Regions from separate parts of the Homo sapiens genome. Here region 2 is linked to region 1. A link is a loop called in an ENCODE intact Hi-C map of the cell type or tissue named here. Cell type or tissue: Caco-2. All regions are shown on one strand. Each heading gives the region's core, and the rest is flanking DNA. Links, peaks and the distances in the headings are about the cores only. Region 1 has its middle 400 kb from the start of NR2F2-AS1. Region 2 holds the start of LOC105370998 (a long non-coding RNA gene).

Region 1 (16,274 bases), core at 4,340-12,339:
TCAGGCCAGGCATATAACGGAGACTAGTTGGCTTAAAGTATTAGAAGACTGGGGTAGCGGCTGGGGCAGCAGAACTGTGTTATTCTGAGCTAACAGCTGCCAAACATTCTTGACAGGAGATGAGGCAGATGTCCAAGGACAATCAAAGAGAGAAGAAAGTTTAAGCCAACGTTTGCCTATCTCATATTCTCTGCTTGATCCTCAGCCTCAAAGACAACGCACAGCTGCTGCACTTCAAGGTCTAGAGGCTGATCCCAACTCCCAGGCTGCCCCCACACCCCTGCTTATTCTCTGAGAGCTGGGCTCAGCTTTCCTATCAAGCCGCCCTTGCAGGTCATCTTGTTGGAGAGAGTGGGGCTTCTTGGTGACTTTTCGATATTCTGAACACTCACAATGTTTAGATCAAAATTCCACAGTGTGTGATAATCATAAGATTCGGGACTGAAAAAGCCTTTCTAGGACAACCCTAAATGGGCCAGCTTATCAGGAGACAAGATAAGTGGTGGCCAAAACAGCGTGTCCTTAGAGGTAAGAAATCATCAGTTCAAATACAAAGTGAAGAAAAGAGGAGCAATCCATGTGAAATCTAAATGCTGCGGATTTACTCTCAAAGCTGCGGACATTTTGTTTCAGCATTTCAATAATAGAAGGGATGTGGGGGATAAAAATTAAAGTACAAGTGTCCATTATGGATAAAGACACACAATATGCATCTGTACTGAAAGCGTTTGCCAAAACGTTGGCGTGTTATCTCTCCTGGGGGAGAGGCAGAGGGACTTTATTTCCCATCAGTGCTAAGAGGCATTTCATGTCCTATAGTACGGCAATATGCTTATTTACTAAAATCTTTTATTGTTATATGTTACACAGCATGTCAAAAATAGGCAACTCTTTCATGTTGTTAAACAACATCTGCAGGTAATGAAACAGTAGAATCTTCTCAAATAAAGAACCTGTGTAATTGTCAAAATCTTTACACATACCATTGTTCCACAGAGGGGGAACAACTCAAAATTTTATGTTAAATTTTTTTTCTATGTACCCTCATCTCTTGTATGAGATACACACTTACAATATTAAATTGTAATTATTTGATAAAAATATTAATCCAAATTTCACCCCGTACTCATGAGTCTGTAGGCAGATGTACCCTTTTAAATATATTAGTATCCTCAAAGCAAGGGCATAGTCTGGACTTAGTGTGTTTATTGAGCAAATGCATAAATGAATGAATGAAAAGCAGGTAGACTTAATCACATGCCAAACCTACTGAAAATACATGCAAACAATGCTCCTACAATTCAGTTGCCTATAGAAGCAGTAGAAAGCTATATTTTTAGAGGAGTACCTGAAAAGAACACAATATGAAATAGTTTCTTTTAAAAGCACTAATTTGTTAGGAGTTCTTTTATTTCAACAAAAAATATCTATTTAAAAATAACTATTGGAATTAGAGAAGGTTTTAAAAATTACATGTATTTCTACCCCGACAACTAATTACAGGGATAACTTTCACACATACTACCATTGCAGGTGCAAATATTTAATTATGTGTGCAAGCCAGGTGGTGAGGTGGTTCCTTAACTACGTGTCCAATTGTGTCTGCTCTAGTTGCCCGTTCAATTAGCTGTGGGTGCAAAAAACAGAGACCTAGCTGAGGCCCTATTAAAATGAGGCCTATATATTTCACAGCCTTTTATCTGTGAAGGGGGAAGGGGTTGTGCATTTTGCATTTATGTTAGCTGCTCCTAGCTGGGGCCTGGGGGAATCACTTTTGGGGAGCTAGTTAGCCCAGAGCAGCTGGACTTGTCCTGATAAGAATTGCACACAGTTGCATAGGAAGTGGTCAGCTCTCCTCCACCGCAAGTTTAGCTGTTAAACCAGGCACTGTCTTAAAAGCCACGTGGCTTAGCTTATTCTAAAGGTGCTTGCAAATCACGTGGAGGCTTTCCCTGGGAGATCAGAACAGAAAAGTTTGTTCAAAACATTTGAAACAGGCAGGCTCTTGTGACTGAATCATTTTAATTATTTTAGCAGCTCTTCTTCACCCTTAGAGGTGAGGTTAAAAGGCTATTTAGGGAGAAGAAACTATTATTCACAATACGGTCTGAGAATCCGCAAGGTTAAGATTTGACCAAGGATGAGACTTACGAAAAATCAACTTGGTGTTGAGTCCTGTACATTTGAGAAGGGCCTGGAGGGAATAAACTGAAAATTTAAAGTTGACAACTGAATTCTAGTTTTCCTCCACTAGCTGTGTGACTTCGGCCTTATTATTTAACTTCTCTGATTCTCAGATTTCTGCCCTGGGAAACGGAGCCACTAATATCTACATCATACATAATATCTACACCTACTAAAGTAGATGTACTTAAAGCACTTTGTTTGGTGCTAAGTCCAGGGTGTGTGCTCCACAGAGGAAACTTCTTTGCTTTTCTCCAGAGGAAAAGAATGCTGAGAAAATTTCTATTCAGCTACACAGCTACACAAAAGATCCAGGGGAGGGAACTGCTAGACATCCTGGACAGGTATCTCATTTTTACCCTTCAAAAGTTGATGACCATGTTCACATCTGCCGTGATGTATTATCGGATTTTTAGCTAGAGCAATAAATCACAGCCCTCTAAATCTTAGTGTTTACATTTTTAGAACACTTAAATACGTTTCAATAACCTAACATCATTCTATTTTTAATATTCTCCTCAATAACCTCTGGCTGCTCATTCTTAGGGGAATGCAGGTTTACAAACATGGGTTTCAAGTTTTTGCTAATAATTCTTATATTTTTATCTGGTTTTGAATCTCATTTATTTAGAGTTGCTGACTTTTTAGAGTGGTTATAGGGTGCCGTGTATGAAAGGTGATTTGAAATTTTGTCTTCGAGTGCAGGGTTCCTAGTTACGTCATTCACACAGGCGCACTCACACACATTCATGCACGCACGCACATACACACAGACACACATCCATTCCCCCAAGGCTTTACAATAATGTATCATAATGACTTGGATGCATGAGTTTGCAGCCTTTTGGAGGGAAAATTCTTAACGGGGACACAAGGATTGTTTGAGTGCTAACATCAAGTTGCCAACGGAATGCTACGTTATAATAATGATGCGTTTCCCTGCAATATGTTGGCATGACCAAGGAAGTCATGGAACCTGGCATCAGGGAACCTGAAAGTAGTGACTCCTCCATTAGAAATCTTGGTAGTTATTTTCACTGCCTGGTCTGGATATGGGCATTGATGACATAGCTTGAATGTTTGTGTCTCCTCCAAAATTCGTGTTGAAACTTAATTTCTAACTTAACAGTAGTATTAAGAGGTAGGGCCTTTAGGGGGTGATTAGGATATGAGAGCTCTGCTTTCATGGATAAGAGTAGAGGTCCTTACAAAAAGAACTTGATGAGGGAGAGAGTTCTCCCTCTCTATCTTCTTTTGCCCTTCAGCCTTCCATCATGCGAGGACACAACTTTGGCCTCTTCTGCCATGTGAGGACGTAGCGACGAAGTACAGTTTTGGAAGCAGAGGATGGGTCCTCTCCAGGCACTGAACCTGCTGGCACCTTGATCTTAGACTTTCCAGCCTCCAGAACAGCAAGAAATACATTTCTCTGCTTTATAAATTACCTAGTTTCAGCTATTTTGGTGTAGCAGCACAAATAGGCTAAAACAACTGAGGAAGGATTTGGGGATCTATTCTCTTACACCTTGGCCTTTTCTCTGGATAGAGATGAGCTCACTTAGAGAGTCTTTCAAATTCAGAAGGAAAAGTAGTTTGCTCACAAGATGCTTATATTTGTGATAAGACTTGGGGTGGAGGTCATTCTCTTTGGAACGAACTCTGACTTCCCTTGATCCTGTTTTCTCTCTGGGGTGTGGAGAGGTAGGATGGGATGGGATTTCTGCTATAAGGAAGACATTCACACAAGGCCGCATGCCTAGGTACCATCAAGTACCTTCCATTCACTGTGAAACGTGAGAAGCCAACTACTCCCCAAATAACATTTAGGCTTTGACAATGTTTCCCTCCTATTTTCCAGCTCCTGTCCTAGGGAGCTTGAGGACAAGTGCTTCTGAGTGCCCAGAAGAGACAGAATAAAGCCCATTTAGAAAAGCTCTGGGAGCTTGATGAGACTTGCAGGTACGAGAAAATCGAATTGGTGTCCAACAACACTATTTTTCGGTGATAACTGCTTGCAATTGCTAAAACTTGCTGATGATAAAGAGAGAAAATAGAAAACCCTTTGTCACTTTGAATGTAAAATCATCATCATCATCATCATCATCACCATTTATTAAGATAATACCATGGGCCAGGCTCTGTGCTAAGTGCCTTGCATATATTATATCTTTGATGTGTGAATTAAAAGTGACCTTCTTGAAAATTTAAAAGTATTTGGGTAAAAACCTCCATTTTATTTATGTACAGTGGGAAACTCAGTGTCTCTCCCTAAACCTCAGAGACTCCTCGGTTTTCTCTAACGTCTGTTGACCTAGTCTGATCTGGGGTTCTGACTTTTCTTTTCTTTTCTTTTCTTTTTTCTTTGGAGACAGACCCTTGCTCTGTTATCCAGGCTGTAGTGCAATGGTGTGATCTCGGCTCACTGCAAACCTCTGCCTCCTGGGTTCAAGTGATTCTCCTGCCTCAGCCTCCCAAGTAGCTAGGACTACAGGCGTGCACCACTACACCTGGCTAATTTTTTGTATTTTAGTGGAGACAGGGTTTTACCATATTCCCCAGGATGGTCTTGAACTCCTGAGCTCAGGCTGTCTGTCTCGGCCTCCCAACGTGCTAGGATTATAGGCATGAGCCACCGCGCCCGGCCTGGTTCTGACTTTTCTTAACCGTTCACTCTTACTGGCGTCTCACCTCCTGGGCCTCATCCCTCTGTTTCACATTGACAGGTCCATGGACCATCTCTTTCCATGGTTTTTAAAAAAAACCCACTTGCAGAAAGCATTTGTGTACACAGCAAAGTTTAATAAGCTGGAATAAAAGAATTGCACCACAAGAGAGCAAACAACTCAAAACTTAATGCTGGATTACCGGCCACTCCAGCTGACTAGGTCCCCCCCTCAGACTCCAGCTCTGAGACAGAGCAGCTCTCCGGTTAAACTAACATGAGGCATTTGGGTAAGTCTTTTGGACTTCAACTATGCTCAGAGTAGAAATGGGAGGAGGAAGGTGACTTGCTTCTGAAGGACTTACCTACTAAGTTGAAGGCTGCAGAGAAAGAATAGTTGACAGAGACGATCGGAGATATCCTTTATCAAATACACCAGGCATAAGAAAAGGGGAATTTAAAATCCGGCTTTCTGGCCGGGCGCAGTGGCTCACGCCTGTAATCCCAGCACTTTGGGAGGCCGAGGTGGGTGGATCACCTAAGGTTAGGAGTTTGAGACCAGCCTGGCCAACATGGGGAAACCCCATCTCTATTAAAAATACAAAAATTAGCTGGGCTTGGTGGCACACGCCTGTAATCCCAGCTACTTGGGAGGCCGAAGCAGGAGAATCTCTTGAACCCAGGAGGTGGAGGTTGCAGTGAGTTGAGATCACGCCACTGCACTCCAGCCTGGGCAACGGAGCAAGCGTCCGTTTCAAAAAACAAAAACAAACAAACAAACAAAAAGCCTGGCATTCTCTAGTCACTTATGAAAAGAATCAAATGGAAAACTGTATTAGGTTAAAAACAAAACCAAGAACAGAAGAACCTATCTATTGGAATGCTGGCTTGTAGAAAGAGTTCAATGCTAATTGTATGACATTTCCTTAGTGTGGGGTATCTTGTATAGTGTGTTGTGATTATTTTTAAAATCAAAATCATCATAGAAAAGTGAGTGTCTGATTGATAACCTTTTATTTTATATAGCTAGGCCATTAGGTGGCATGTATATAGAGAAATGATTCTAAACTATATTTCCTGTAATACAATAATTTCTGCTTTTCCGTATTGACTATTTGCAATATATCAATTGGTAAACACAATGTATCTGGCACAGGGGCATCCAATCATGACACAGACAGCAGGAAAAACAATGAACTGAAAATGTTGCAATGCATTTCGTGAGGCTGGATTTATTTACTCATCAAAAGCATTAATATCCACACCCCTGTGAATTCTTTCCTTAGATAGTTCTCTTTTTTGTAGATACAAGCATCAACTTTAAGAAGAAAGGTTTGAGGACCACCTGGTTATCTCTTAGTTCCCAGAATAAAGTCACCAGGGCCCAGGAAATATCCAGGAGATAATAAATCAGTGAGTTCCCGCAATGAAGGAAAGGGGAAAAATAACCAAAAAGGAAATCGAAAAGATTTAAATTTCAACTTTAGGTTTTGAAAGGATTATTAATATAAACAGCCTTAGGAAAAAGGACGTTTTGGTCAACATCCCATACAATTAAATGTAATACAACTTTTTTTTTTTTTTTTTTTTGAGAACGAGTCTTGCTCTGTCACCCAGGCTGGAGTGCAGTGGCACGATCTCGGCTCACTGCAACCTCCGCCTCCCAGGTTCAAGCTATTCTCCTGCCTCAGCCTTCCGAGTAGCTGGGATTACAGACACACACCACCATGCCCAGCTAATTTTTGTATTTTTTGTAGTGACAGGATTTCACCATGTTGGCCAGGCTGGTCTTGAACTCCTGAACTTGTGATCCGCCAGCCTCAGCCTCCCAAAGTGCTGAGATTACAGGTGTGAGCCACAGCGCCCGGCCTGCAATACAAGTTTAAAACAATGATACACATGCAAAAAGTCACCTTAAATGCTCGTCCTCGATTCTCAGGATGGCATTCATCTTCTTGGGACTGGGAAAGGCCTTTACATAGTTTTTATTCTTCTTCTTCAGTTTGCTTCTAACCCTAGTAATCAATAGCAGAAACAGAAAAGCTGAGGAAAGCCAAGATGCTTCCATTTCTGAGCATCCCTCCTCGTCTGTTCCCTGTGGCTGGGCTTAGAATCCAGTCCTGCCCCCAGAGAGCTGGGTGTTGCCCCACCATTCCCAGCTCCAATACCTGCTCCTTGCTTGGAGCAGTGTGAACTGTCAGTAGCTCGTGGGCTACAAAGATGCTGTGGGACTTTGAACTCTTTTTATCGTGAGCTCAGTGGACCTTTCCAAGCCCCTCATGAGCCTAACAGGTGAACTGTCAACAGCAAGGCTGGGGAGAGGTCTGGAGTGTTAGGGAAGGTGAGTTCTGGGTGCAGTATTTCCTGTGTTTCTATAGGAACTAGTGGACAGAGATCATTTTGTGTGTTTGTGTTTGTGTTTGTGTGTGTGTGTGTTATAGATTTTAACCATCTTAAAATGAAATGACTAGTCAGGTCCGGAGGTGAAATTGTGAAACTGCAGTTAGATTCCCAGGCTTTCACAGCTGCTGAGCAACTGTTCCCCAACCTCGGTTGTGAGGTGTGTCTTACGTCATTTGTTACTAATAAAACAAAGTGCTACAGTTTGTGGGCAACTTACTGATTTTATAAATTAGATTACCTTTTCCTAGAACAACAACATTCACACCGACTTGCTTTCTGATATGCTTTTTTAAAAGTGCTTTATCTCATATCGATAAGCAGGTATATCGCCTACGCAAACTGACTTTGATAATTATAGATGAATATTTAGCCATTGACGTCACCTTCATTATTAGCCTTTTTTTTCCCTGAGACTTTCCTTATTGTAAATATCTGCATCCTGTGATATTTCTGCAACAGCGGCTTTAGTACATGGCTTCATGGAGACAAGTAAATGGGTCGTGAAGTCTCCCAGGTGGGACTGTGACTTATTTTCTCATTAACCAAAAAACCTAACACAGGCTCTGCTATGTAAAAGGTACTCAATATATTTTTTAAAAAATAATTTTTTATTTCTTTAAACCCCAGCAGATATATTTCTTTCCTTTCTTTCTTTTTTTTTTTTTTTTTTTGATGGAGTCTTGCTCTGTGGCCCAGGCTGGAATGCAGTGGCACGATCTTGGCTCACTGCAACATTTGCCTCCCAGGTTCAAATGATTCTCCTGCCTCAGCCTCCTGAGTAACTGGGATTACATGCGCGCCACCACGCCCGGCTAATTTTTGTATTTTTAGTAGAGACGGAATTTCACCATGTTGGTCAGGCTGGTCTTAAACTCCTGACCTCGTGATCCACCTCCCAAAGTTCTGGGATTACAGGCATGAGCCACCGTGCCCGGCCCCAGCAGATATATTTCAATTCGCATAACAAATGTGCTCATAAGTTGTAAGTAAACTAAGATTTTTTTTCCCTTAACTGGATAAAATTTGAGGGGGGTGACTGTTTTTTTTTAAAAGGTGTGGTGGTTTGGAGTTGGGTTTCTCTTGCAGTCCAATACACTGCTCTCAAATTTATCTACTTTGTAAATCCGTGCCTTTATATAAAATATTATTCTTGATAACATTTGCCTTTCTAGAACTAGTGGTAGTAAATGAGGTAACTTTGTCTTTTTTCATTTTATTGAACTCATACTATTTAAGATATTTGTTCAAGTTAGTAGGCTGAGGGACAGAGCTCAGAAAGGTAGTTCTAAGTGTAAAGTTCCATGTCTGAGCCTCAGTGTCCTTGTCTGCCCTCAGCTGTTCTGATGACTTTTAAATGAGGGAGTAGTTATGAAAGTACTCAGAGCTGTACAAATATAAGCATGTTGTCGTGAGTGAGGTGCTCAGGCAGAAAGGCTGCATGCACAGGTATGTAGGGGACTCTTGTGCCCAAATTGCAGAATTACAGGAAGTGGCCAGGGAAGGGATATCACCATGAACCTCTGCTGCAGCCTGGAGTAACAGACCATCAAGTTGGGGGAACACTCGAGAGAGAGGCATGTCTGTGGAGGACTGACCGCTCGGGGAACCATTCCTGCCCCGTGTTTGTGATCTTAACAGCCTGCTGCTCGTATCATTGGTCGCATCTGAAATTTAAAGTTTTATTTAAAATTCAAGCTAAAAAAATTTCCCAAGCCCTGCCCAGAGTGTCCAGGTCGCATTCCCTGCTTGAGCCCTTGTGTGCTGTCTCAGTCCACATGGAAAAAGCTCTGACTGAAGCCACCGCCCTGGGTTGGAGCTCCAGTCTCGTAATTCCCCTAACTTGACTTTGCTTCTCCATCTGCAAAATGAGAGTTGGGAGTTCGATGAATTCTAAGAGCTCATTGATTCATATTAACATTAGCCCAAATAAAACACAATCAAAGACACATTGGCAGACAAATACGAAGATTACCTTCATCCCAAAGTTAAATAAAAATGACTTTATTTTCTATTTGGCATTCATTATACACGTTGTAATTTTCTTCTTGCGACTGGAAAAATCCAGAGTAAATAGCTAGCACACAGAAGGATGTCCTCCGGCTTTTACTCCCTCACTCTTTCCCACTAAGTCTCTGTCATTTGCACGCGTCTTCCCCAATATTTGCATTTTTAATCTGTGACATCTCTTTTACCTGAATTTAAAGGAAGATGGTGTTTTCTCACCAGATTTGTAAAGTAAAACAAAATAGGAATATAAAAAGTTAAACGGGAAATTGTCATCGTTTCATTGCCTTGGCTGTGACAGGGTTACAGAGTGTGCTATTTCAATGCAAGGTCACTACTGTACTCCAATTCAAGCTTGTGTTTCCCAGAAAGTGGAATGATGCCTAGAGAAAGTGAACCACTTCTTTCTGTTGCAATGCTTTCCAGCACCAGTGAGGTTGTGCCTTCACTTTCTCCTCCCCAGGAATGTCCTGGGGAGGAGAAAGGACAGTTGTTTGACCTCTGCAGCAAAGCCTTATCTTGGGTGGAAGAGGAGGCTGATCCTAAAAAGCAGTCAATGTTCTCTTTCACATGTCTGACTCCTCAAATGAGTCCTGATGGTGAGAGAGAGAGAGAGAGCATTGAAACCTGTTTTAAATGTATAACAGACCAGCAAGAAATATTCTAACCATTTCATTTTCCAAAATGTGAATTGGAACCACAGACTGGAAAATCAAAACTATATTGAATGGAACCCCCCCCTCCCCACCCATGCCCAACAAGACATTGGCAGCATTAGCCCTGGTATTTATTGCTCATTTTAACTACAGTGCCTAGCAAGCACTTCCCCAGCCTGTATCGCAAAAAATATGTATGTATATAATTTATATACTTAATATTTTGCCCTAGCTTTCCTTGCCTATTTTACAGTGTTGGAGACTGTTTGTGTGTTTGCTATGTATCAGTTGACACCTCTGTAAAATCTTTATATTGAATGCCTTTGGCAACTATGTGCCAAATAATAGCGTTGCCATTTGTAATTTTTGTAGTTCCAGTTTTCCTATAAGCTTGGCTCTGTGTGTTACAAGTAGGAAAGGTTTAAAAAGCCTTATTGATGCTTCTTTCTAATGACCTTCCTCAGTGGTGTGAGTCAAAATCACTATTCCCTGACTTTCCTGTTCTTTTCTTCCATTAAAGACTCTAACTAGTTAAAGAAACGTGTCCTGTTTTGAAGATGCATTGCCCATAACACAATTCTGCTCCAGGAGTCTCTCTTATTCTTATTCAACTTATTCTTAAGTTTGGGGCTTTTAGACATGCTTGTTGCTCTCCATAGTGTCCAAGAGCATTATTTATTTTTATTTAAGACCTTTCCTGCTTTCCTGAAGACTATTTGAGGTTGTTTACAACAAAGATAATTAAATGATGAAGTAGATGAAATCACATAGAAAAGAAATCCAAAACTGTGTTAGACATGGATACAAACTTTATTCTTAAAGTGTAGGTTGATATATTTCTGTGAGTTAAGTAGAATGCAAACTCAATGAAAGCAGGAACTTTGTTCACTGATGAATCTCTATTGTCAAGTTTAGTGTCTAGACATCAGTATGTGCTCATGTATAATTGTTATTTATCGAACCAATATTAAATTCCATTTGGATTTTCCCAGAAGCTAATACATGAAGGGAAATGTGACAGGATATATAAAGTTATTGTAGAATATTGTACACTTAGAGCTCTTCTGGTAGTTAAAAAGACTTCATCTTACAGATGAGAAAACTGAGACCAAGTGAAAAGACTTGCCAAAGAAAAGTTCTAAAACTCAGACCTTCAGATTCCAAGGCCAGGGAGCTTTCTACTGTATTAATGTTGCAGTAGATAACCATGTTCACTCTATGCATAATAATCTATTGATATGGGCACAGAGTATGTTTGTGTGTGTATGAAGAGGAAATCTTTTTATTCTGATTCATCTATACTCTCCGCCCATTCCCTCTGGAAGGGACATCCTTACATAGTTGTAATGAGGTCTGGAATATCTTGCATATGCCTTTATCTATACCCAGTTGCCCAAGAGCAGGCACAATGAAGTGATCAAACAGAGGTAGAATGTTGCATATAGTTAATAACCTACACCTGCTATATAGAGAAATCAATTTTTTAAAAATATTTGAATTCCCCTATGTTGAAATATTTGCAATTCATTTATGAACAAAATTCAGCCCCTTACTTTTTAAAAAATTTAATATACTTTGTGATTAGCAATGCCAAAAAGTCCTGTATCTAAATTTTGTAGAAAAACATAAGCAAATTATAAAGTCTCACAAGTTGGATTACAACCAATTAATAAAGCAACTGTATCAATCAGCTGTGGGTGTGTGTGTGTGTGTGTGTGTGTGTGTGTGTACAAGCATAATGCCAATTTTATCTTCTTTGAGGGCAGTGAATCAGCATTTTTCCACTCCCAAGCTATGTGCTTATAGTAGGACAGCTCCTCACATACACATTCTTTCAATATGCACACACACCAGTGATGGACCTATGACCCAAGTCAGGTCGGTGAGAGCCAAGTTCCTTACCAGTTCAATTCAACTTAATCTCCTACATGTTGAGTGTCTACTACTACAGTCCTCTAGATCTTTAGAATCATGATATTTATATAGTAGGACAGCTCCTCACTTCAACACTCAATTCAATATGCAGGCTCACCAGTGATGGACCTGTGACCCAAGTCGGGTCAAGTTCCTTACCAATTCAATTCAACTTAATCTCTTGCATGTTGAGTGTCTACTACCACAGTCCTCTAGATCTTTAGAATCATATTTAGAATGATAATTCAGAGGTATTGTGTAAAATTCTAAATGATGGAACAAAATTTAATTATAATCGAGAGCAATTCATTGTAAAATATGAAAACATGCCCATACATTTAAGACAAATTCCCAATAAGTTGAAACAAAAAAGCTTTTCTGTTTAATTTTCTGTTTAAAAAATTTAATTAACTGGAATTTTAATCCCCTAAGGATCTTAATTAATTTAGGTTTGATTGTAAAAAATTTCAAGCATTTTGCCTTTTGGAAATATAATTAACAAAATTGGTTTAATGAAGTGTTTTCAATGAAAGAAGTTAGCAAATATTATTTAAAACATAAACTGCCCTAAAGTGACAAGGAAGATAGGCCCTTTCAAGCTTTAAAATTATATATTACTAATTATTTGAATAATTAAACCACAATCTTTAAAACATTTTTTAAATCTTTTATTCTAACCACATATGTTGCCTATACTTTTTTCTCAGTTACAACACTTTCTAGTGTACTGTGCAAAAACAAATGAATTACATGATCAAACGGTTTTAAAATTAGTGCTATTAATGCAAAGTTTTTGCCGCGGAACTTCTCAGAGCCTTTAATATGCAAATGTGCCCAGCAAATAATACTATAATTAGTACTATATGCAAAGTTGTCTAAATTTCTTTGGCTTTGATATATGTTTTATGAAGCACATCTTCTAGGAAAAACACTTCAGAAAATTCTGCTCTAGGCTCATTTTAGTCTAAAAATTAAGAAGAGTTTTGAACCCTTCCTATTCTTCTTGCTATCTATTAGCCTTGTAACCTGTACAGGTTCATTGTGCTTTATTCAATAAACACAATTATTTACACTAAAGACCGTATCTCCACCTCTCCAACATGAATCAGCAATGTCCACTTTTGAGCAACTCACGCTATTCTGAATAAGAGGAGTTCTATAAACCTAGGTCCTAGTCCAAAGCTTAGGGATAGATGGCCTTTCTTTCTTTCCCAAGCATTGTCCTTAGATTTCCTGGCCAACTGTCTTTTGTGGACATGCATTATTTGATGCATGTTGCTGGGGCCTCAAAGTGATGATAAGCCAGAGGAGAAAAGTGTTGAACAACAGGAGAAGAAAAATAACTAAGAATACACTGTATTCAATAAGGAGGACCCAGAAAAAAATAGTTACATGTACTTATAGTTACTATTTTTTTTAATGCCCAATCGTCCGTGGGACAAATTCTGCAGTATAGCCAATAGCATTGTGTTCATTGAGAAAACTCTCGATTAGATTTCTGCTTTAAGATGGCAATTTCGTGCCATCTCATATCCATGAGGCCTGGGGGAGGGGGAGGCTGCAGATCACATTTTGCATCATAACGTGATCATTTCAGCATTCAAACTCCAGATTAGAAATTTGACATTTTAAAAATTCCACTGAAATTGGACTACAAAATATAATAGGTTTAGGCACCTGCTCTAATAAGATTGCGTAAAAATATCCCAACAGCCTTACCATAAACATATTTTACAATATCAGAGTCAAATTTTATTACATCATTATAAGAATGTTCCACTGGGCCACATGATTGGCTGTTGTACAAGAGCAGGATGCTGATACTGTAGCACAAACATACTATCACACTTCCCTAATAAAAGTTTTATTGTATCCCCATGCACATTAAAAACAACACTAACTCCACTAATGCATTGTAATTTACTTTTTTGTTGTAGAACAAATAACAAACCTGGTGCTAATGAGCTCATATTTTCCATTATCCCAAAGCAACCTGTTCGTATATCCAATCTTCTGAGATTTTGCCTAAAAAGTGAAATTCTCTTATGGGACAATGGTGTGCACTAGTCTAGAATGTTTTTTTTCCCCTACACCTCCTATAGCCATCACATCATGTTCTAAACATCTGTTTGTTTAAATGACACAGTTAAAACATACATTATTTGACTTTCACGGTACTATACTTTTCTTCAAATGGGAACACACAAGATTCTTTTGTTAAAACTGTCTTTTTCTTTGATAGCTTTTTTCATGTTCCAATAAACATAGGTGTATTTGTAGCTAAATTACAAATACAAGGACTCACTGTCATCACTTTCCCTTTGGCTGTCATCTGAGTGGTTGTAAGTTTTTTAGTACATATTTTCAATTTGGCAGGTATGAAGTACCAGAAAGAAATCAATTTCTTATAAGACATGGATGATTGTTTTTATACCTTCTTCTGGTGTTGTTTTAATGAAGCTATTAAATGATTAAGCATTGTACTTTTATAAATTAAACCACTAACAAGGGACATTGTGACTCCCATGGTTTTTTTCAGCTTAGAGTAAATTGACTTATCACCCAGCTTCTCACCAATGCAATCATTCTCTTACTGTCAAAGTTCCTGGGTGTTTGTTTGGAATAGTGGTGATGGTGAGGCGGGTGGAAGGAGCAAAATGTCGATTACACTTGAGGGAAGAGATTTCAGAAATCTGAGAAGAAAAATAGGAGTCACCACAGACCCTGCTTATCCAGAGATAGGACATTTCTCTATTGTAGACTTCAAACTGTGGTTATCTCAGGCCTTTTTTGTTTGTGTGGGTGTCTTTTTTGCCTGTACTGGCAGCACTCTCTGCAGAGTGGATGGTGGAGGTTCTATGGGATAAGATAGAGAAGAACATTTCCGTATGTATGATCTCAGTGACTCTCTAAATAAAGTTTCCTGGTGTGTAAATGTGTTGGCTATCTATCATTGTGCCTCTGTTGTCACTGTCTGCTTTTCCAACATTAGGCAATTTAAGATTGTGTCTACACTGCACACACACAGATGCACACACACACACACACACACACAGAGAGACAGACACTTGCATCCTGTCAGACATTTGGGTTTAGAGGCTTACAATGATGTTGAATAATCTGGTTTTTTAGGTTTTGACTTTCCAACACGATGTAAGCACTGCCAAAGCCTATTTAGATGTATTCATTATAAAACTTGTTCCTGATTCAAAATGAGATAATATTTATGAAGCAATCTTGATAAGTACGAAAATCGTGACCTGTGTGAACTGCACTGTGGCTAGTTCTTTTAGAAAATGTTTAAGTATAACTTACACAACCTGAGAACATCTTGTGTCCCAAAAGACTGAATTCTCAAGGTTATTTATAGACCACTGGGGTATTTCTATGTCCTCATACTTTTTTTGGAAGCGTGTAGAGTCATGTTAATGAACCAAGAAAATCCCTGTGCAATTTTCCTACTGTTTATGAAAGTTATTGTTACATATCACATTTAACTTTAGCATAGAAGAAAATAATAATAACAGCTAAAAACATTTATTTTTCACTTATTATGCACCAGGCTCTGTTTAGAAGGGTTTGCATTTATTAATTAATTGATCTGCAAAAAAGAAAAACAAAAAACCTGAGACTTTAAGCGTTATTAGCCCCATTTTACAAGTGATAAAACTGAGGCACAGAGAGGTTAAGTAACTTGGCCAGAGTTACAAAGCTAGGAGGCTAAGATTCAGGTTTTGACAATCCGCCACATACGCCCTTGCTTTTAACCTCTACAAAACATCCAATTAAAGTGCTCACTGGTGGACTGACTATGGCATAAAAGGATGAATTGTTGGTCTTAGGAAGTAGGAAGTATGAAATCTCTCATCCATGCCAGTCACTTTGACCCCAGGAATCTCCTGAGTAGTACCATAATAATATAGTTTATCTGGAGGCTGGAGGATTGTGAAATGACTGTAGGCTAAACCAGACTAATGGTCTACCAAGCAGGGAAAGACATTTCTGTCAGGCTGATAAATTGCCTTTTTAGACTATTAATTCATTCATCCATCCATTGATCCATTCATCCATTCTTCCATCTTTTCTTGAGCCATGCATCTCCTATTCCTACCTATCACTTTCTAGTGATAATGACACTGGTCAATTTTATGATTCAAAACTCTATCTTCTTCTCATTTTAATTTAACTAAACACACCTAAATTTGACCTATAACTGATCCATTTCACTCTTTTTGGTCTCTGGGCAAGTCCAGGTCTTCATCTGTGAAAAGTGCTAACAGCTGCCTTACTGTTTTAATTTTTTTGGCTGGGGGTGAGGGTTATAATTAAATGAGATAATGTATATACATCACCAAGAACGTAGTAATAGGTCCTAGGTCAACATTTTCCTTAAAAGGAAAACTAAACTCAATTAGCAGTCACTATTAAAATGAAATAATGAAACCATTAAG
Region 2 (16,274 bases), core at 4,585-12,584, 130 kb before region 1:
ACAGTGCAATACACAAAAGAAATATGAGCTATAATTATTGGAATGAAGAAACTGTCATGATTACAGGTAGTATAATTTTTAATACAAATTTTCAATGAATTTTGGAAATTTGACACATACAACGTTGATATATAAGTACCAATACATGTACTTGATTGTGTCCCTAAATATCACCGTGGCCAATTAGAAAATGTATTCTTTAAAGGATTCTATGCCCAATAAGCACCAGGTGTCAATGAGTAAATGTAAGAAATGGATGCCCCGTATGAAGAATATTGTACAACAGTGTCAAAGGACACAAAACGACATATACATGGATATTTTATTTTATTTTGTTTTTGAGATGGAGTCCCATTCTGTCACCCAGGCTGGAGTGCAGTGGGGCAGCCTCAGCTCAGTGCAACCTCCGCTTCCTGGGTTCAAGTGATTCTCTTGCCTCAGCCTCCCGAGTAGCTGGGATTACAGGCACACACCACCATGCTCGGCTAATTTTTTTGTATTTTTAGTAGAGACGGGGATTACAGCCAAGAGTCACTGCACCTGGCCTTAGATATTTTATATATGGGAAGATTTATTTTCCTAAATAGATCAATTATCCCAAAAGTAATCTAAAACTTTAATTAAAACTCCAACAGATTTTTTTCTTCACAGAGCTAGTCAGTTCATGTGGAACTAGTTAATTCATCTGGAAGAATCAAGAACCCCAAATAGCTCAAAATAGTGATTTTGAAGAGGGAGAGTAAAGAAAAAGCACATGCGCAGTTAGAGACTGAATGATGTTAAAGTGATCATATTCAAGACAGTGTGCTGGTGGTACACTGGTAGAGAAATAAAGATCCCAGGAACAGACCTACATAGATATGAGAATGGAAAAGAAATAGTCTTACAGACCAGTGGGGGGAAATGGGCTTTCCATACAAAAAAAGTAGATATAGATATCATATATATATATATATGTTTATATATATATATGTTTATATATATTTTACATATATATGTTTATATATATTTTACATATATATGTTTATATATATTTTACATACATATGTTTATATATATTTTACATATATATGTTTATATATATTTTTTACATATATATGTTTATATATATATTTTACATATATATATAAAATGAACTTCAGATACTAACATTTGGAAGCAATCCTTTAACATTCTTAGACAGAAAAGGAAGAGAATATGTTTATGGCATTATGATAGGAAATAATTTTTAAACATATAAAAAGTGCAAATCATAAGTCTATTAATACATTTGATTAAATCAAATTCGATCTATTCTATTAAAATTCTTTTCTTTGGTTGCATATACCCTAAAATATTTTTAAAATCCTACATCCTGGATAACATATTTTAATACTTACAAAAGAGTTCATATTCTGAACATAGAAGTTCTACATGTTTATCAAAGACAAATAGTCAAAGAGAAAAATGAGCAGAGGTTAGGAAAGACCAGTCACAAAAGAGGAAACTTGAATCAACAATAAATGTTTGAAAAAAAATTCATCCCTCTTTCATACTTTGATATTAGGGAAATACAAATTAAAAGGATGAAGACAGAGTGTTTCCAACCCATCAGAATGGCAAAAAAAAAAAAAAAGCAAACAACAACAAAAAAATCCGATAACACCAAATAACACCAAATATTGGGGAAAATGTGAGGAAAATGGAGCTTCATACACTACTGTAAGGGCTGTAAATTAGAACAAACACTCTGGAGAATGACTTTGACTCCGTAATATGTAACAAAGCAGAAGATGTTCATCCACTATCACCAGCAATTGTACTTCCTTACTGTATTAGTCTGTTTTCATGCTGCTGATAAAGATATACCCGGGACTGGGAAGAAAAAGATGTTTAATTGAACTTACAGTTTCACGTGGCTGGGGAGGCCTCAGAATCATGGCGGGAGGTGAAAGGCACATCTTACATGGCGGCAGCAAGAGAAAATGAGGAAGATGCAAAAGTGAAAACCCCTTACAAAACCATCAGATCTTGTGAGGCTTATTTGCTACCACCAGAACAGTATGGGGGAAATCACATACTGACTAAAATTATTCCCACCGCATCCCTCCCACAACATGTGGGAATTATGGGAGTACAATTCAAGATGAGATTTGGGTGGGGACACAGAGCCAAACCATATATCACTTATATGTACCGTAGAGAAAACTATCCCATCATAGCTTATGAGTGAATAACTGGAAACAACCTAAATGTATGTCAATAGAGGAATTAATGAATATGGTATATTCCTGCAAGTAATACTGTGCAGCAGTTAGAATTAATAAGATATGTCTCTCAGTAGTTTATTGGCCTGCCATGGTCTGCATTCTCCCCTCCATCCTTTTACTATTAGTACATTGGCATCCTTTGGAGAATTTGCACTTGTGGTTCCCTCTCCCAGGAAGATTCTTTCCTCAGAGATTGTTCTGGCTCATTTCTGTGCTTTGTTTTGTTTTCTGTTCTTATGTCATCTCCTTGGAAAGCCCTTGTGTGAAAATGCTATAGAACATTGCACCTCCCCCATTCTCATCAACCCATGACCTCCTAAATTTGTTCCCAGGTCTTCTTTTTGCCCTGCAAGATTACAAGCTGCACGGGGGACAGCACTTTGTTTTGTTCAGTAAAGCATCTGAGTGATGCTGGATGTATTTGTTGAAGTGATACATAGACACCTGCACACATTTGAAAGTTTATGTGCTCCCTTCACCTGCTCCTGGTACTCCCCCTCACTTAGACTGCCTTGTAGAAATGGACCCAGGAGATCCTTCTTCCTACTGCACATCTTCTCACAGTACTAGAAAAGCAAGAGGAACGAAGAGCACAAGGGCAGCCTGTGAAAGTCTCCAACCTCCTTACTTCCTCACAGCTTGCTCTCCTGGACCCTTCCACGAGGCTCCAGTGGGTGTGGATGAGTGTTCTATCCAGGACAAGGATTGTGTCTAGCTGGGGAGCACTGGAGGTTCCCTTCTCTGTGAGATGCCTGGCTAATGATACTTCAGCACCGCAAAATAAAAAGCCTGTGCTCAGATCCCAGTGAATTTATCTGCCTCTTCTTGGACTTTTTGCAATATCATTTATGTTGGAAAAGATGATTTAAAGCCACCATCTAGCATAATGTTTACCTCCCAAGGGTTGGAAATGGAGGGTTGTTAAGTCCTCCAGACAAGGTGATGTTCAACTGCTGCTCTTCTGGGAGGGGATGTCATTTAGTGGACTGCACGGTGCTGATGTAAACTGCATCCTGGGAGCCCAAAAGCCTTCAGTACCTCTCTACTGACCTGGGGTTTACCTTGTCTTCTCTGGGATAGGCTGGAAATTTGATCTTCTCACTTCCTTAAATTATATAGCTAAATTTTTCTTGAATTACTTGTGTTAGTGGAAAGACTACAGGCTTTGGAATCAGGTAGAACTGGGTTTGAATCATGGCCACATTACTTCCTAGCCACTCGACCTTGGGCAGGTTATTTAATTTCCCTTGATCCTCTCTTTCTTCCCCTAAGTTAGAGGGGTCATAATATGTCTTCTGTCTTTGGGTTTGGGTGTTGATACAATGAAATAGTAGATGAAAAGCACCATACTGCTCTAATGCGGATAGACAAAAAGCATATACTCTGGCCTGGCTTAAATCCTACCTCTCTCTGTGGGGGTATTAATAATAAGTTTCCTTGTTGTTGTTTTTGAGACAGGGTCTCACTCTGTTGCCCGGGCTGGAGTGTAGTGGCACAATCAAAGCTCACTGCAGCCTTGACCTCCCAGGCTCAAGTGATCCTCCTGCCTCAGCCTCCTAAATAACAAGGACTATAGGCATGCACCACCATGCAAGGCTAATTTTTTATTATTTTGTAGAGACTGGGATCTCCCTATGGCACCCAGGCTGGACTTGAACTCCTGGGCTAAAGTGATCCTCTGGCCTCAGCCTCCCAAAGTTCTGAGATTACAGGCCGGAGCCGCCTTGACCAGCAATAATTATTTTTGGTACAAATCACACATGACTACATTTTACTGAATTTCTTTTTTTTCCCACTAGCCTGGCACTGTGAGTACTTTGTCTTTCCCCATTTAGCTTAGTGGGGCAAAGAAAGTAACCAGTGATGGTAATAATGGATACTGCTCACGTCTTCATGGAAATCCCCTTGTAACCAAATAACTTCCTTCCAGCCGCATGTGTGAGCTAAATTTACTGAGTAAAAGAAGAACTAAGAATGAAGCAAGATGGGAGGAGATTCTGCCTTTGGATATTGAAAATCTTGACCTGGAAGAGTCTGAAACAAAAATTCAGCATTTAACTCTTCATTTTGAGAGAATTTACCCTGGCCGGCATTCAGAATCATATTGATATACTTCTACTAAACATCAACACATCTGAAGACCCCTAATCCAAAATGATCACCTAATGTAAATGAAAGACACCAGACAAAGCTTACTTCATTTTGATAAATAAGGACACCCTCAGTCATTAAAGGTTAATTTGAAATTGAAAAAGAAAAGCCTTTCCCCACCTCCCCGTGTTTCAGAGTCTGTACGAAGAATGATCATGTTTACTGTGTTCTTTAACTGGTTGTGTTCTCTTTTTACGTGAAATCTTCTCTGCTTGCTCTTCTGCCAGCCAGTGCAGTGAGGCAAGGGAAACACACACAGGCTTAGGGGAGCTGGACCTGGGTTCAAGTCATGACCCTGACACTTAATAGATGTGTGACACCACCTACCTTCACTCATGTCGCAGCTTAGGAAACTGAGGCCCAGAGAAGTTAATACTGGTCTTGGGAAAGTCTTCAAGGGATGGCCGGGCACGGTGGCTCATGCCTGTAATCCCAGCACTTTGGAAGGCTGAGGTGGGCAGATCACGAGGTCAGGAGTTCAAGACCAGCCTGACCAACATGGTGAAACCCCGTCTCTACTAAAAATACAAAAATTAGCTGGGAGTGGTGGCTGGCGCCAGTAATCTCAGCTACTCAGGAGGCTGAGGCAGGAGAATTGCTTGAACAGGAGGTGGAGGTTGTGGTGAGTGTTGTGAGCCAAGATTGCGCCACTGCATTCCAGCCTGGGCAACAGAGCAAGACTCCATCTCAAAGAAAAAAAAAAGTCTACAGGGTATTAAACCAGATAATAGATAATGTCTATAAAAGGTCTTGGTTGTAAGAGACTCCAAATAAATAGCTGCTGCTATTATTATTACTGCTCTTATCTACTCTTCTTCTTTCAGAAAACAATTGTGGAGGGTGTCACTCTCTGCCTCTCTAAATATTAAGAAGCTAAGCAATGTAAACAGTCTAGTTCTAATACACTGTGCCGAGAACTGTGGATGCGCCAGAAATTAGAGATTTTAGTAATTTATTGTTTTTAAGTGTTCTTGCGGGGTACATCAACATAGCTTTAGCTTGGTAAACAGGTTGGTTAACTTGTTTAACTCCCCAATCTTTATTCGTGGTTACTGCCATCCCTTGGACTTCTGACTTCAACTTGCTGTTTTCCACTTTCATACTTTTATATAGAAAATGTTCTCCTTTTGGCCAGGCACGGTGGCTCATGCCTGTAATCCCAGCACTTTGGGAGGCCAAGGCAGGCGAATCACCTGAGGTCGGGAGGTCGAGACCAGCCTGACTAACATGGAGAAACCCCGTCTCTACTAAAAATACAAAATGAGCCAGGCGTGGTGGCACATGCCTGTAATCCCAGCTACTAGGGAGGCTGAGGCAGGATAATCGCTTGAATCTGGGAGGCAGAGGTTGCGGTGAGCCGAGATTGCGCCATTGCACTCCAGCCTGGGCAACAAGAGTGAAACTCCGTCCCCCCCAAAAAAAAAAAAAAGAAAAAGGAAATGTCCTCCTTTTTCAGGCAGTTCAGGTTCTTTATCTACAGATACTGAAATCTAATCTTCTGAAGATAGTTTTCCGTGATGTAATCATTGTTCCTGTACAGTGGTTGTCAACTGGGGGTGGTTTTGCCTTGTAGGGGACATTTTTGGTTGTCACAAAGGAGAGAGGGCATTGCTTATGGCATCTCATGGGTGGAGGCTAGAGAAACTGCCAAGCATCCTGCAGTGCATAGGACAGCCCCCCAACAAAGAATCATCCATCTTCCAACTTTAGTAGTGTGGCGGTCGAGAAGTCCCCAGCTAGAGTGACCCCAGACTTTTTCAAGCAACCTCAGACATTTTGGGGAATGAAAAAAAACCACTCTTAACAATTAATCGGAGACAGCAAGTGTAAACTGGGACTATTACTGGCACACAGGGATTTATGGCCCGTGTCTTGAGTTCCTTTTCTTTTGCATTGCTGAGATATTGCCCCAAAGCATATTATTAATTTGCCTTCTTGACTTGCTTATAGCTGTTCTCACCAATTAGACTCTTACGTAGCCCAAACCAGGCGGTGTGGCTTCTGCAACCTCCCCTTCTCCTTCTAGTGCCGTATACAGAGCGCCTACTTGATAAATCTTCTTGATTGACTGTGCTTATTTATAATCTCTGTTCACAACTGGGTCCTTGACAAAACCTACTATAAACTTTTCAACCATCAATTATATGATACATCAAAAAATGTGGGTGAAATGATGGAGAAGAATTCAACAAGTACCATTGCTCATGATGTAGAGAAGATTCTACCTCTTATGATGTATAATTTGATGAAATATACTAAGCAAGGTACAATCCCCTTAATTGGTACTCATTTAAATTACTCATGTTTACTGTAAATGTTCTTCTGCACAAGATGTGTTTCTATTGAATTAGATAAAATTTTATTGTTGAAAGAGTGGTTTATACGTGTGAAATCAACAAAAATATATCAAGTTCTCCAAATTCTGCCCAGGATATGATAGATGCACAATACGTATTAGTTCCTTTTGCCTCCCCATTACATAGGACACTTTAAACATAATTTTAAGCCATTTAATTTGGTTTCATATGTTTTTGAAATATTGATCTGAGGGGATATTAAAGTTACTGAGTGGCTAAAATTGGTTGGTATGCTAGGGTTCTCACATAAGCAAGTACCACAGCCTGGATGGCTTCAACAACAGAAATTTATTGTTTTGCAGTTCTGGAGGATATAAGTCAACATTTAAGGTGTCGACAGGGCTGGTTCCTTCTGATGGCTGTGAGGAAGGGATCCTCTCCAGACCTCTGTCCTTGACTTGAAGATGGTGGCTTTCTCCCTACATCTCTTTATATCATCAATGCATGCATATCTCTGTTTCTAAATTTCCCCTTTTTAAGAAAACAGCAATCATATTGGATTAGGGTCCACGTTGGTGAACTTATTTTAAATTGATTACCTCTGCCAAGAGCCTATCTCCAAATAAACTCTCATAACTGGGGGGTTAGAAATTCAACATGTGAATTTTGGGGGAACACAGTTCAACCCATAACAATTGGTAGTTAACAAATTGCCATAAACAGATTATAAGCTGAATTAAAATTTTGTAGAGAGAATAATTCTACCATACCTTACTATATATAAAGAGAAAGTTGTGGAGTCACTACCATGTGGAATATAAATGATGAACTTGTGTTACCGTAAGCCACTGGAAAGTACATCATTGTCGTCGATCTTTAAAAACATTATAAAGAACTTTCCAGAGAAAATTACATGGATCAAAAATGTCAACATCTTTCTTCTGAGCATGTGAACTCAAAATACTTTGCCATTTAATTTATTTTTTCCCTCCCCAAATCTCTTGAGATGAATAAAGGACACGCTTTAGGTGACAAAATACAGAGGTGCAAAAAAACGCAAGATCATTTGTTCCACACCATCTTCATTTTCCATAGGCAGGAAAACATTTGTCCTCTGTGCTTGCTTTATTGGAGGCATGTCTGCCTGACTGGTTAGAGCATGAATAAGATTATGGGATTCCACGTTTGTTGATCTTTAAGTGAATTGTATTCATGAAATAATCGGGGCGGAGGTGGGTCTTGAGGGAAGCCCAAGCATCTACCAGTCTGGGACTTGAGCCAAGTGAGAGCTTTGGCTTTTTTTCAGTGTGAAAGACTAGATAGCTGCCGCCGTCTGCCTGCTATCTCAGGATGGGAGGTGGAAATTTAAAAAATATATAAATTTATATTTATATGTATTATATGAAATATAAAGTATTTCATATCTATTTGTCTGTCTGAAAAGAACGTTGGACAGGGAACTGGGTTCCAGTCCTCATCCTGCCACAAAACTTACTAAGTGATTTTAGGCAGGTCCCTTCACCTACTGGAACTGCTTTCTCAGCTGCACATTCAAAGTTTTAGCCTGGGTGCCCGGCAAGGTCCCCCAAAACCTGAGAATTTCATGAGGGAGAGTGTTCCAAGTGTTCAAAGTGATTTTCATGTGGTTAACGCTAAGGATACATTGGCCCTCAAAGAACCTTCATTCTGTAACCTTGTCCCTAACATACTTAGTTACCTCTGTAAGACTTGTTTGGGGTGGGGCCGGGGGAGGGCAGGGAAGTGTCAGGGTTTTTAAAACAAAAGGAAGAGTTCTCCTCCGGCCTCCTGCAGACCTCCTCACCTTGCAGACCAGCTGCCTTTTCTGCCCCCCACCGCCAACCCTGAGTTTCCACTCCTGGAATAGGCATCAGCTCTGCAGAGTTTTTATGCTGTGAACTCAAAATTTCCGGGGCAAAAATCTCTGCACCCAGGATTTGCCCCTTCTGAACAGTTTCACCCATTCTTAAAGGAAGGGAAGTTAAAAAGAGTGGGGTCGAGGCCCGGAGTATTTAAACAGAGGCCTCTTTATCTTCTTCTCCCCTACTACCGCAGGGCAGCCTCCGAAAGTTATCAGAGTGTCATTAACAGGGACAGCTGCTGGTAAACAAGGAGGATGTCGACACCAGCGCCTCCGTCAACAGGAATTTCACTTTAATCTGTCCCTTACTTAAAGAAACACTCCTCTCATTCTCTCTCTCTCCCTCCCTCCACGGTGCATCATTTATTTATCTCCGTCAACTTCCAGATAGAAGACTGGCCTTAACTCCAGAAAGCCCACTGGGATAGAAAATTAATAAGGTGCTAGGGACATCCACCTTAGGTCAATTCGAGGGGACGCGGAGAGAAAGGGAACTCGCTGTGGAGTTCCCTGCTTAGCTGGAAACCGATCCTACATATTTATAAAGGTGAAACTGGAGGGCTGCCAAGCGCCTGCATTTAAGTGATTAACAAACGTTTCTCTTTAAGTGGACACCTCTTGTTCTAAATATATTTGACAAGAATGCAAAGAGTCATCTGGAGGGCAGAGAGGGCGAGCCCGGGCCTCCTCTCGCGAGGCGGACAGGCTGGCAGGCCCGGCTCCCTGCTCGGTGCCAGCCCGGTTCACCGTCGCCGGTGGGCAGGCTGCCAGCGCCAGCGGCTCCCCGCTGTTTAACGACAATGGATTTACTGCTTCTCTGCATATTGGTGTTATTTTGTATAAACAAGGTTAACACTCCTTTTAAATTAAATGCACCACCTGGTGACTGAGTGGGTGACCTTGCCAGCTTTCTTCACCTGGCTCGGGGAAGCCCAGGCTTTCGCTCCGATTTCAACCTGTGGCTCTCCTTGGAATCTCTTTTGCTTCTCACTTAAACAGAGCTCCTGGAGGAGGTTGGCCGGTGACTTGCCCTCTGACCCCGCCGTGGGGGACGAGACCCGATGGAGGTACTAGGGGCCCCTGCGGCTGAGCCCGTGTCCAGGCACCTTCCACGTGGCGCAGGGCGGATCAAGGCTTGCCCGGGGCCAGCGCGGGGCTGCCGCCAGCACGAGAGCCTCGGGGACCGCCCTCCTCCGGCAGCCGGTGTCAGCGGAGAGTGACAGACGGTCTGGTGGGCCCTGCCAAGGCAGCCCCTAAATAGAGATCTCCAGAGGGGGCAACACCATAAAAAAGGTTCTTTGTGTTTCACTCTAGCGTGGTATTGCTCTAATATAGAGCTCGGCACTTTCCCCAACCTCTAGGAATTCGAACACCTGGAAAAATTCTCCTGGCTTTACATTGGAGGAAATTTAATGGTGTAAACCAACTCTGCAGGGGGGCCCCCTTTGATTTGAGAAAGCAGTGATCTGCGGTGCAGTGCTGAGCCGAAGGGGCTTGGAAACGACTTTGCCTGAGAATGTCCATTCCTCAAACACTTTAAGGATGGCTTCGAGTTGTTTAGAAAAATTTAGGCAGACAGCACCGTCTTGGAAGCATCTAGAAACTTCGAGAGAAATAAACTTCAGTTACTCGTTTAATTACAGGCATCAGCTTGCCAGTTCCCTGCTAACTGTCCATTTCCGAATAGGGCAGAATTTTTCAGGGGTCTTTGCTGTGCTACTACAGCTTTATGAATTGTAGACCGGTTTGTCAGCCTTATTTTAGCTCGGCAAATAAGGAAATCATACCTGGGAAAGTGAAGTGACTTCCCCAAGGTCACCTGACCCAGAAGCCAAGACTCCAGGCTTGTAAGTTCCATGATGTTGATGCCCTTATTGTTTCCCTGTGGAGTCCTGCTACCCAGAAAGTAAGCTGTGAGCTGTAAGTATAGAGAGTTTTACTCTTAGCAGCATAGAAATAGCTGGGTCAATAGCTTCTGCTTAAATAGTTTCTTAGTAGCTCAAATTGGGATAATAGAAATGTCTCTTTAAATAGGCAAAGTCATTCCAGTAAGTGATATAATTTTACTTGCTAGAATCCTAATAATTTTATTAAAAATAAGATATGGAATGTGGATTTATTAATACCTTTCAATATTTGAGGTAAAATGTGACCTTCTTTCCCAAAATCTCTCTAATGAGTACATTTTGTGTGTGTGGTGGGGGGAAGAAACCAAAAACAACCTAACATGAATAAGATGCATTGTCTATGCACAATGAGTGTTGTGGCCTGTTTCTAAAGACATTCAATATTTAGTGTGGACATCAGGGTGCCAGGTTTTGAGGACACAAAGATAAGACACAATCAGGATCTAGATTAATTAAGGTCCAAGGAAATTAGTGTGTACATAAAGAACCACTGTGGGTACAGAAAGTTCAGTGCAGGAGGCATCTAACTCCGGGTGTCCAAGCTGACTTCGCAGAGCAAATAGTGCTGTACCCTAGGCAATTCCATTTGTGTTATTGTGGAACAAGTCACAACAGACATTCAACTTGGCTTATACAGTGATTCCTGTTTGCTAGGTGTTGTCCTAAATGCCTGGCATAATCCTCATAACAACCTTCTGACGCAAGAAATGTTATCAGCTCTACTTTACAAATGGGGAAACTGAGGTATGGAGAAATTAGGTAACCTGGTCAAGGCATCACAAGGAGGAAATTCACATCCAAGCAGGCTGCTGCCCCTCTGTGGTTCCGTGTTCATTGTCTTGGTATTACCATACACAGGCATTACTTTCCTCCCTTCAAACACCCTGCCTTCTAGGTACTAACTATCCCAATAGAAGATAAACTTTTAACTTTTAAAAATTATCTATTGCCAGACATTGTTATGGACTTTACATACAATGATCTTACTATCTTTTTCCCCCTAACCCTGAGAAGAGATAGATATTATTTCCTCATGTTATAGATAACAAGACTGCCACAAAGCTCAGCAGCTGCAGCAGCGACTTTCTTTTTATCTTCTTAAATAACTTCATTGAAACTAAATTCTTAGAGGTATCCGATTTTCTAGGGTGGTAATTATTTCAAATATTCTTTTCTATTGTACGACCCAATTCCCAGGGTTTTTGTTTGGAAGTAGAAGGCACAGAGGCTGTCGTGGAAAACACACAGCAAACAAGACAGCTCCACAAAAAAATGAACATCTTTACCCAAGGGGGGTTTGCAGAAATTGCAACAGGGATTAATTATTGAGAACTGAGGTTGTCAGGAATGCAAGCGGTAATTTCTAGCTCATCTAACCCTGCAGTAGGATTTCCTTAGAGCAAATAGGTTTCTTTTACCTTTGGAAGGTAATATAATATATAGTAACATAGTATGATATTATATGTTAATATAATTATATATTATATAATACTAAAGAAGATTGGGAAAACTATGAAGAAGGGAATAAAAAATTATCGAAAATTTCATTACTGCAAATATTTTTGACATTATTCCTTCCAGCCTTTTTTATTAATACACATAAATTTTGTTAAGGAAAAAAGTGTATAAATACACACATGATTAGGATAACTGTCATGCAGATTTGAATGCTACTCTTAACTTGATAAACATTTTTTCACTCTCAAATATTCTTTAAATTTTTCATTTATCGTCTTTACATAATTTTATTATAAGTATTTATTATAGTTTTCCATAACCCAGATTAATAATTCCCCTATTCCTGGACCTATAGGTTATTTTCAGTTGCTGCTATTATAAATAATCTTGCATATATATTTTGGCTGCCTAAAAGGTTTTCCCCTGCTTCAGTGGAATCCTTAGAAGTAGAGTTATTGGATCAGAAAGCATTCATTTTTGTTGTTTCATCAGAAATGTGAACATACATAGCATGAGTGCGTTTGGAGGAGATAGGATAGGAATGGAAATTTGAAGTATTTAGAAATTTTGTTGGTCTGTTGTTTCACTTCTGTAAAAAATAACATACAATACAGGTATATTTATATACCTGCATATTTACTTTTTTTTGACAAAAACAGACAATTATGTTACCTTATCTTCTGTATTCCACTCTGAGACTTCCATTGTATTTTATGTTGCTGCCTCTAGGGCTGGATTTCTGCTTGTTGGGTGTTAACAGGAAAACAAACAAACAAACAAACAAAAAATATATGGTGGGGATGCTGGAATTTAGCATACCTACCATGGTTTGGAATTACCCTAAGGGAGTCTAGAAATTCCAGTTTGTCAAGTATCCAGTCTTGTTTTTTAAGAACACAGACTAGGAAAAGCAGAAGATCACTCTACAAAACTTTTACAAGAGTTTGTCAAGTCTGGGGTAGTAAGAGCAAATGTATAAGGGTACGTGGTTCCCTTAGGACCAAAAAGAGGTGTGAATTTGTAAGGCATCTAACTTTCTCTTGCTTGAATGAATTTGCGTCACTATCTTAAATTGAAGTATTGTTTAACTGTGTTCAATTCAACTTCTTCCAGAAGGAGAGGAAAAGGCCCAACACCTGCCTGTCAGGGCTCCTGGATCACGCCCTGCTGCCTGCTGACCTATATTGGACTCGAGCCCTTCTTCTGGCATGCTCACCTGTTAACCCACCTATCAGCCCACACCTCTGACTGCTGGCTGCTCCCCATTGAGCCTGAAATACTGTGCTATCTGCCTGTACCCTTTTGCATAAGCTGGGGTTGGGTTATCTCAGATTTCTATTTGGGTCAAGATTGCCACATACCTCACCTCTTCTGTTCTGGTCCTCATCCTGTGTTCCTGGACAAAAATAACATTTGAGTAGAAAGCTTTTCTACTTGTTGACATAGTTGAACAGATTTTGCTTTATTGAGATGAAATGGAGCCTAAATTTATCTGGAAATGTGTGGAATCAGTAGAGAGAAGTAAACACAACTCGAAGAAAGCGGGAAACCCCTGTGTACAATTCAGCTTTTTCACTCCCAGGGAGTTGGGCATGATTGTAAAGAATGATGTTTTCAAGCCTGCCAATAACAGAACACGTCTGTATCCATTGTGGATGGGCTTCTTTGAGAAAGCTTCCTTTTCGCCCAAGTAGAGGAGCTCTTCACTGCCCTAAGATTCTGCTTTCCTACTCCCATGTCAGAGCAGGAAAAGGTGAATATTTTTCACACAGAATAGCCTCATCCATTCCCACGGGGAGTGAGATAGTTCCTGTAGGGTGCTAGTGATGGCATAAAATTACAGCTCACTAGAGAAACAGTTGCGAGTAAAGAAATATATACATTTCCTCTATTTGTGTTCCCTGTCTGTGTTGTCTAAGTTGCAAACAACAGACTCCACTTCAGCTAGGTTAAAGGGAAAAGAGGTTTAATAAAGAAAATTAAATAGCTTATAGCATCACTGGGGAACTAGAGAAACAGATTTAAGGCTAAGCTTCCAGAAACATATCCCAAAACATGCCCCCAAACCGTGACACTGACATGAAGAGACAGTTGTCATTGCTGCTTTATTGAACAGAGGACTGAGAATTTTTCTACAGTCACTGCTGTTCTCTGCACTGATGGAAGCCAAGCCTGCCTGGAGAACTCAACTTTGCAACCCAAAGCTGGTGGCTAATGTGGCTACCCCTACCAACAAAATGGAAACTCCACCAGGTGTCTGAATCCAGCTCTCACGGTATGTATCCTGCAGGTGGCACGTTGGGAAGATGCAAGGGAGGCTGGGAATTTGAGTCCCGATTTCCAGATTGTGACTGTGGGTCACAGTGAAGATTAGCTTTGCTTTCAAGCATACGCATCAATCCAGCAGGAAGATGTCTTCCCAATTCTAGACATGAACCTGCAACCTAGTAAAGTGGTTAAGAATATGAGCTTCAGAATTAATCAGTCATGGATTTATGTTTTCTCAGAGTGATTGTGAGCCGGTCACTTTCCCTCTCTTTCTTTCTCAACTGAGCCTCAGCTTCCTTCTTTGTAAAATACAGATAATATTTCCGTAGAGGTGGTATGTGACACAAATTTAAACAAGCATGTATGGAAAATCCTCAGCATAGTGTTTTTATAATGTAGTGAGCATTCAGTGTATGGTGGCTCTCATTCCAGTTACTAGTAATAAGAGCTGAAAGTTTATGGTCTAAAAGAGAAAAAAAATACTTATGACCAAAACTCATAATGCTAATAATAATAAGAAGAATCCTACTAATAACAAACCAGCCTTGAACCAAGCCACCCAAGTTCATCTTAACATTTCTTATAAGAAATTTCAGTTCATGCAAGGGATTTATATGGCAATAGCTGAACAATGGGAAAGTTTGAGGTCGATGCTTCCTCAACTGTTTCCAAAATAAACAGTTACAGGAAGCTCACTACCCTGTGCATTAAAGCGCAGGGGGAATAAGGAGGGGGCTCTGTTACTTTAAGCTCACTACAGGAGACGTGGGAGCAGATCAATATGTGGTTAAGTGTTTTAGCTGCACTTTTATTACGTTTGACAGCGATGACAACATAGCATGCACTGAATAAAATGACTAACGCACACATTTCTCCCGCATGCATACTGCTTCTATTTTTCGAACCTCCTGAGTGAAAGGCAGTCATACAAAAAGCATGCAGAGTGGGAGTTCCAAGTGGCTAGGGCCAGAATTGCCCACGGATTCCAGATTTCCAGAGTCACAGAGGGGAACCTGACTACCCGAAGCAGAAAGAACAAAAAGGGCTGCATGAACATGAACATGTTAACTACTGAACAGTAGTTAACAGTCGGATGAACTGAGAAAGGCATGCTTACGTACATAGCTACATTTCTTTCTCCTCAAGCCTTATCTCTTTCCCATAATGTGGGCAGTGCTGATGAGTGAAAAAATACACAAGCCCGTCTAAGTACACTGTAGATTTACACAGCACAGGGCTGAACTTAAAAACAACAACAACAAAACGCTGTTATTTGAGTAACTTTTCAAAATCCTATTTAGATGCCACCCGTTTCTACCTTTTCACTGACACCCAGATGTTTTCACTTGGATTTGAGGCCCCAGCAGGCAGCATCCAGATGTTTTGAGGGGGCAGAGGAAGTTCTTTCATTTGTGGCAAATTTGAGAAGTGAAGATTCATTGACTCATGTAATATTAATCTTCCTACATAAGGAAATTGGAGCCAAGCTGTTTGCCCACTTTCTCAGTTATGTGTGGGGTCACTGAACTGGGGTGGGGCAGTGGGGAACCCCTTTGGCTGGGATTTTGTGCAGATGGCACTGAATTCCAAAATACTTACCACGTTTTCTCATTAGCCCTATGCAATTCTTTTTATTCACTTCAAGACCATTTAGTGGAGCAGGAAGAAACTGCAGGCCTTTTGGAGGTATTTCCTTGTGATTCTGGTCCAATCCACCACCACCGTCTCACGCTTAGAACCCTGCAATCCTTCGTAAGTATTTGTTCTGGAATCCTGTTACTCTGTTACTAAAACCACTCCTATTTCTCACCTTGCTCAAGCTTCTCATCTCACTTAGAAAAAGGAATTTTTACAAACAAATCTTTCCATTAGCATCATAATGTTTTTCATGTTTGGCTCTGACTCAGTTTCCTTTCACTTTCTGGGAGCCTTTCCTCACCCTCCTACCTCGCTCACTCTGCTGTGGCCCTACCACCTTTCTGTTACTCAAACTCGCTTTTCACCCTCCTGCTTGGATGAATGAGCAGAGTCATTGCTTGTAGTGTCCCCTTTGTCCAAAATGTTC

What was found. Peaks named below come from ENCODE experiments on the same cell type or tissue, not always from the same donor. Only the 100,000 strongest peaks of a DNase experiment are listed, where the experiment ranks them.
Region 2: a loop joins it to region 1, with 2.9 times the contacts of the local background. A loop is called at or near these places in 3 of 110 quality-filtered maps.

The regions. Positions count from the first base shown.
Region 1 is chr15:95,915,078-95,931,351 of GRCh38, reverse strand. No RefSeq gene overlaps it. Among named protein-coding and RNA genes, the nearest start is that of NR2F2-AS1, 400 kb to the left of the region's middle. RefSeq lists a cis regulatory region at 205-318. In Caco-2, for the core only: no CTCF peak of the experiment used is centred there; a DNase peak (open chromatin) is centred at 8,711.
Region 2 is chr15:96,046,476-96,062,749 of GRCh38, reverse strand. All of the region lies in intron 1 of LOC112268156 (a long non-coding RNA gene), which reads right to left. LOC105370998 (a long non-coding RNA gene) reads left to right here and starts at 9,374. Exons shown (of 4, transcript XR_001751688.2): 1 at 9,374-10,496; 2 at 13,055-14,216; 3 at 15,855-15,961. In Caco-2, for the core only: no CTCF peak of the experiment used is centred there; DNase peaks (open chromatin) are centred at 8,485, 8,819 and 9,629.